Regions from separate parts of the Homo sapiens genome. Here region 1 is linked to region 2. A link is a contact called in ENCODE Hi-C or POLR2A ChIA-PET data. All regions are on one chromosome and are shown on one strand. Each heading gives the region's core, a stretch centred on a gene start or an enhancer-like site at or near the end of the contact. The rest is flanking DNA. Distances are from core to core; before and after follow the strand shown.

The links. A loop is a pair of places that touch in the nucleus more often than their neighbours do. ChIA-PET counts read pairs that join two places held with the same protein, here RNA polymerase II (POLR2A). Pooled maps may share reads with other maps.
Region 1: a map of CD8-positive, alpha-beta T cell shows a loop between it and region 2 (6-fold over the local background). The contact joins two enhancer-like sites. A Hi-C loop is called at or near these places in 6 of 168 maps with a recorded cell type or tissue (CD14-positive monocyte, CD8-positive, alpha-beta T cell, K562 and 2 more) and 9 of 50 pooled maps. POLR2A ChIA-PET finds 5 or more read pairs at or near these places in 1 of 52 experiments (A673).

The regions. Positions count from the first base shown.
Region 1 is chr16:29,147,697-29,150,396 of GRCh38, reverse strand. No RefSeq gene overlaps it. Among named protein-coding and RNA genes, the nearest start is that of LAT, 160 kb to the right of the region's middle. Within about 2 kb of position 1,261, at least 10 of the 41 ENCODE cell types and tissues checked have a DNase peak (open chromatin) inside an H3K27ac peak, as active enhancers do; they include CD14-positive monocyte, CD8-positive, alpha-beta T cell and natural killer cell, where a contact is called at or near this core.
Region 2 is chr16:29,114,245-29,116,944 of GRCh38, reverse strand. It overlaps the pseudogene RRN3P2. Among named protein-coding and RNA genes, the nearest start is that of LAT, 130 kb to the right of the region's middle. RefSeq lists an enhancer at 1,270-1,818. Within about 2 kb of position 1,409, at least 21 of the 41 ENCODE cell types and tissues checked have a DNase peak (open chromatin) inside an H3K27ac peak, as active enhancers do; they include CD14-positive monocyte, CD8-positive, alpha-beta T cell and natural killer cell, where a contact is called at or near this core.

The sequences.
Region 1 (2,700 bases), core at 12-2,511, 34 kb before region 2:
CCGCTATGGAGAACAGTTTGGCGGTTCCTCAAAAAGCTAAAAATTGAGCTACCATAGGATCCAGCAATCCCACTGCTTGGTATAGACCCAAAAGAAAGGAATCCATCTATCAAAGAGATGTCTGCAGTCCTGTGTTTACTGGAACTCCTGACCTCAAGGGATCCGCCCACCTCAGCCTCCCAAAGTGCTGGGATTCAGGCATCAGCCAACGCGCCTGGCTGGCACGCCTGTGTTTACTGCGGCACTCTTCACAGTAGCAAGATTTGGAAGCAACCTAAGTGCCTATCAATAGACAAACAGATAAAGAAAATGTGGCACGTACACAACGTAGTACTATTCAGCCACAAAAAAGAACGAGATCCTGTCATTGGAACAACGCGGATGGAACTGGAGGTCATTATGTTAAGTGAAATAATCAAGGGATGGAAAGAAAAACAACAGGTTTTCAGCCAGGCGCGGTGGCTCAAGCCTGTAATCCCAGCACTTTGGGAGGCCAAGGCAGGCGGATCACAAGGTCAGTAGATCAAGACTAGCCTGGCCAACATGGTGAAACCCCATCTCTACTAAAAATACAGAAATTAGCTGGGTGTGGTGGTGGGCGCCTGTAGTCTCAGCTACACAGGAGGCTGAAGCAGGAGGATCGCTTGAACCTGGGAGTCGGAGGTTGCAGTGAGCTGAGATGGCACCACTGCACTCCAGCCTGGTGACAGAGCGAGACTCCGTCTCAACAAACAAACAAACGAACAAAACAAACAAAAACACGTCTTCACTTATTCGTGGGAGCTAAAAATCAAAACGATTGAACTCATGGACATAGAGAGTGGAAGGAGGGTTACCAGAGGCTGGGAAGGGAAGTGGGGGGATGGTTAATGGGTACAAAAAAATAGAAGAAATGAATAAGACCTATTATTTGATAGTACAACGGGGTGAGCATAGTCAACAATAATTTGATTGTACATCTTAAAATAACTAAAATAAAATCACTGGCTTGTTTGTAACAGAAAGGATAAATGCTTGAGGGGATGGAGACCCCATTCTCTCTGATGTGATTGTTACACCTTGCATGCTTGTGTCAAAACATCTCATGTACCCCATGAATATATACATCTACGACATACCCACAAAAAAAGACTTTAGAAAAACAGCCCATTGCAGACTGGCCACTGCGGGGAGTGGTTTTAGTTCAAAAGCCCTTCCTCACGCTGGCCTCTTTGGCAGTGGCGTCACAGCCCCATTGCTGCAGGAAATGGTTTGACATGGGGCGGTGCGGGAGGGGCCCTGACAGTGGGGTTTAGGAAGCCACACCCGGCCCAGGTGCCTGGGGGCTGAAGAAAAGCAAGGGGCCTTCGACACTGACTGCAAGTGCCATGAGTGCCCGTCTGGGCCGCAGCGTCTTCATCTGTGAAGGGGGCTGGACCACAAGCTTCCTGAGCTTCCCTGCCACGGACACTGTGCCATCGCTGGCCCGGCTCTGCAGTTTCTAAGGTTTCCCAGTGCCTGTCCCGAGGCCCCACAGAGCCCGGCTGCAGACGCATGTCTCCAGCGAGGCTACACCCGGCCAAGCTGCACCTGCTGCCCTGGGCCCCTCGTGGAAATCCATTTGTTAGAGCCCACAAGCACCTGCCCAACCCGCACAGCACTCCCTGCGTTGGAGGCCATTTTTCTCCCCTCCCCACCTTCGATGGAAAAGGCATTTTTTGTCTAGAGAAGGCACTTTAAGACGAGTGGTTCTGAATGACCACGTTATGATTCTCACCTGCAGGACAGCAGCCCACGCTGGGAGGACATCTCTCCAATACAGTTCACACCGAGGCAGAGACAGGCCTGAAGTCAGGAGGCTGCACCAGGGCTGGGGAAGCTGCTCATGCCACGTGGGTGTGGAGGAGCAGGAGGGGAGCCTTGGGTATTTATTACTCACAGACACTGTAAGCAAACTGAATTGGAACAACCAGGCACTCAGCGACACCTGGGAGAGCCAGCCCCTGCCAGAGAAGACGGACGGAGACCGTGGTAGGCTAGGCAGCAGCCAGTTCAGTCCAGTGTGAGCGGGAGCAGAGTTCTCCAAGCGGACTGGCAGCGGACCACCTGCAACTTGTCAGCAATGTGGAGCCTCAGGGCCTGCCCCAGCCTCCTGAATCAGAAGCCCAGGAGGCAGCCCCCCGGGGGTCTGAACTCACCCTCCAGGGGGTTCTGATGGGTACTGGGGTGGGGCAGCCTCGGCCTGGGTGATTTGGGGAGGGGCAGTTGGACGTGTGTGTGACTCTGAAGCTGCTTCCAACTCTGAAGTGTTAATGATTTCATGCCTTTGTCTTCCTCATAGTATTTGCATTCTATACGTGAGGAGTGAGGGAAAAAGGAGTCACCAATGGTGAGGCCCAGGCATTCTGGTGCTAGGTTCTGGGTGGCTGTTTGCAGGAAGAGTTTTCTCGAATCGCCCACACAGACGGCCACCTAGCCTGACTCCTCCCGTGCCACCCACTCACATTTACTCAACTAACATTTGGTAAGAGTCCATCATGTGCCCAGGGGCCAAAGGTGAGCAAGCTGGCAAAGCCCCTGATCCCAGGGAGGAGACAGCGTGGACACAGACGCCCAGCATTGCCTGATCCCGGAGAGGAGACAGTGTGGACACAGACGCTCAGCACCTCCTGATCCTTGAGAGGAGACAGCTTGGACACAGACGCTCAGCACCTCCTGATC
Region 2 (2,700 bases), core at 160-2,659:
GCCAGGTGTGGGGAAGGTTAGCAACACCAGAGCCTGAGCTTCAGCGCGAGCTGTCAGCTGGAATATCTGACAGGAAGCCTTGGATGAGTGGACACCAAGCAGGTCCGAGACTTCTTAAGACATCATAAAGGTTCCACTCAAACAGTTCACAAACTACCACACAGCCTTCTAAGATTAGACTCATTAGACTCTACTTTTTAAAAATAAGCAAAATAAAAACTGCAGATTTGAATGAAAAGTTTGATATATTCATGTGAAATGTATAAACACCACATACGAAGAAAAACATATCTAAAGACTAGCCAGGTAGAGTAGGAAAAAGGAAAGAAGCACGTGTACATCTTCTAAGATCTGGTGGGTTAGTTCCAAAGAAAAGGTGTATGGGCCGGCTTTATGTGGAAAGGAAAGGTGAGGATGACTTCAGGTCATCCTGGCAGGATGCCATGTGTTCGGTTTCGGTCTAACTAAAGTCAGCTTTAGTTAGAAACTGCTGAGACTGCTGAGGCAGACACTGCGCATCTCCAGCAAACTGAGCCACTAAGCTGCGGGCCTGGGCGAGGAGGTGACGCGCTTCTCCCCAAGTGACCTGAAGGCCCCGGCACCCTGGTCTGTTCTTACCATCGCACTTTGTTGCACATCTGGGTTGTCCTGAGAGGGGAGCCGGCAACCATGGGAACCTGGATGGGGCTGTGCTGCTTGTTCGTGACCAGATCCAGCTTTTCTTCTAAGGATTTACAAGTAGCCTCCAGGGCTTGCAATTTGGCTTCAATGCTATCCAACCGCAAGCAGATTGTCTGGTTGATGGAATACAGGAATGACTGGAAGTGAGAAAAGACCGGCTTTAGGAAGGGTCTCCTGAACTGTAAGAAGACAACCCCAAGAAACACCAAACAGCTATTTCCTGATCTCAACTCTATCTATTCAGACAGAACAATCCCCACACTGGAACTAGCTTCTGAGCTATGAGCCAGAAACATGTGAGTAACAAGTTCACATTTTACACACGAGTCACACGTCCTGTTTCAAATGTGATGATTTAGTCATGGTTTCACTTCTATGTGCAGTTGCAATTCTTGGTTAAGCCCATTTAATTTTAAAAATGTACTTTAATATGTTATTATTAATCAGTAAATTTACATATAAAACTAGTCAAATCTTCTCAACAATAAAAACAGATTACACCTAACATCGAAACAGCATAAAAGCCACAGGCCACGCACATTCACCTCACACCCCGCTGCCTAATCGGAAAAGGTGACGGGACCCCCTGTGGCCCTGACTTGGGATTTGGTCCTGAGGCTCCCGTGGGGCTCTTGAGCGGCAAGCTTGCCACCTAGTGGTTGGCAAAGCCGGGCTCCACGTCTGACCTTTCCGGCTGAGTCTCCTCCGGATTTCTAACTCCAAGTAACCACAGTGAGCAGTCACGTGCCGGACTCCAAACCCAAGAAACAGAAAACACACAAACCAGAAAGGGAAGAACTTCATTTCCCTAGCTGCCGTCCCATCCAGGAGCCACCATGAGCACACGTGGAAACGTGTTAATCACACAGGAATTGCACTGTGCAAAAGAGACACCCTCCACCAGGTCTCACCAGCAGACAGAAGGACACTCCTTCGGGTCTAGGGAGGGACAGGTTGGGGGAGTGCCCACCAGCCCTGCTTAGTACTCAGGAAGGCTGGCACCTGCCTTAAGAATCAACAGCTGAAAATAGCACAGAATTTGTGTTTTGTCTTTTCTCTCTCCTTTCCTGCCCATGACCTAAAGAGTGTGGGGTCCAAAGTGCACACATCAGAAGGAAGGGGGAGGTAGGCTCGGGACAGCAGGGGCGGCACTGTGGCAGCCACTGAGAGCTGGCCGTGGAGCTCGCAGCACAGGGGAGCGGGAGGCCGTCCCACACTGACGGGGGAGCGGGAGCCTGGCCCACATTGAAGCTGGAACCGCTTTCCCACTAACTGCAGCTGACCTACAACACTGCTTACACCCACTCTCCTTTCTGATCTCAAGGGAATCTGCAGAATATCAAAACTGCAGTGATATCCTACAACATGTAGCTGGCATGGAAACCTGGTGTACATAGTGGCAGGGACAGCACTGCAGGAGGGAAAATCCACATATTGCCCAACAACTCACCTTTTCTCAGGTCACCACCTCTCCTGGCAAGATTCACCACTGGGCACTGATATAGACAGGAGCTAAAGAAACCAACTGAAACTCACCCTCCCTGACTGACTACTCTCTGTTTAAGGCGCGTGTGAGAGAGGGAAGGAACCACGGCATCAGGTGGACCCAAGCCCACGTGATGACACTCAATCAGCTTATCTACAAAGGAGGCACGGTCCATGGCATGACAAACATGCATCGTCTTGAAAAGCAACAATAGGTGGCTGAATCCCTGAATGGCCACTGATAACCCCGCTATTTTCAACAACCAGAGAACATCAAATGTTTGGCTCTCAAATTCTTTAAACAGTACACCCATATTATTTTAATTCTGAATTACCAATGATTCTGCCTGGGGTTTTGGGAAAAATCACTCTTATATACCAATAAAACAACCTAGAGCCACGCACACGACTCTACGCAAGTCACATTCAACCGGGGGCCCACCCTCTTCTCAACAGTGGGACAAGGACAAAGGCAGGGCCACTTCCATGCCCACTTTATATATTTCTGTGCTATGTGTAATAGATGTGTCTTCT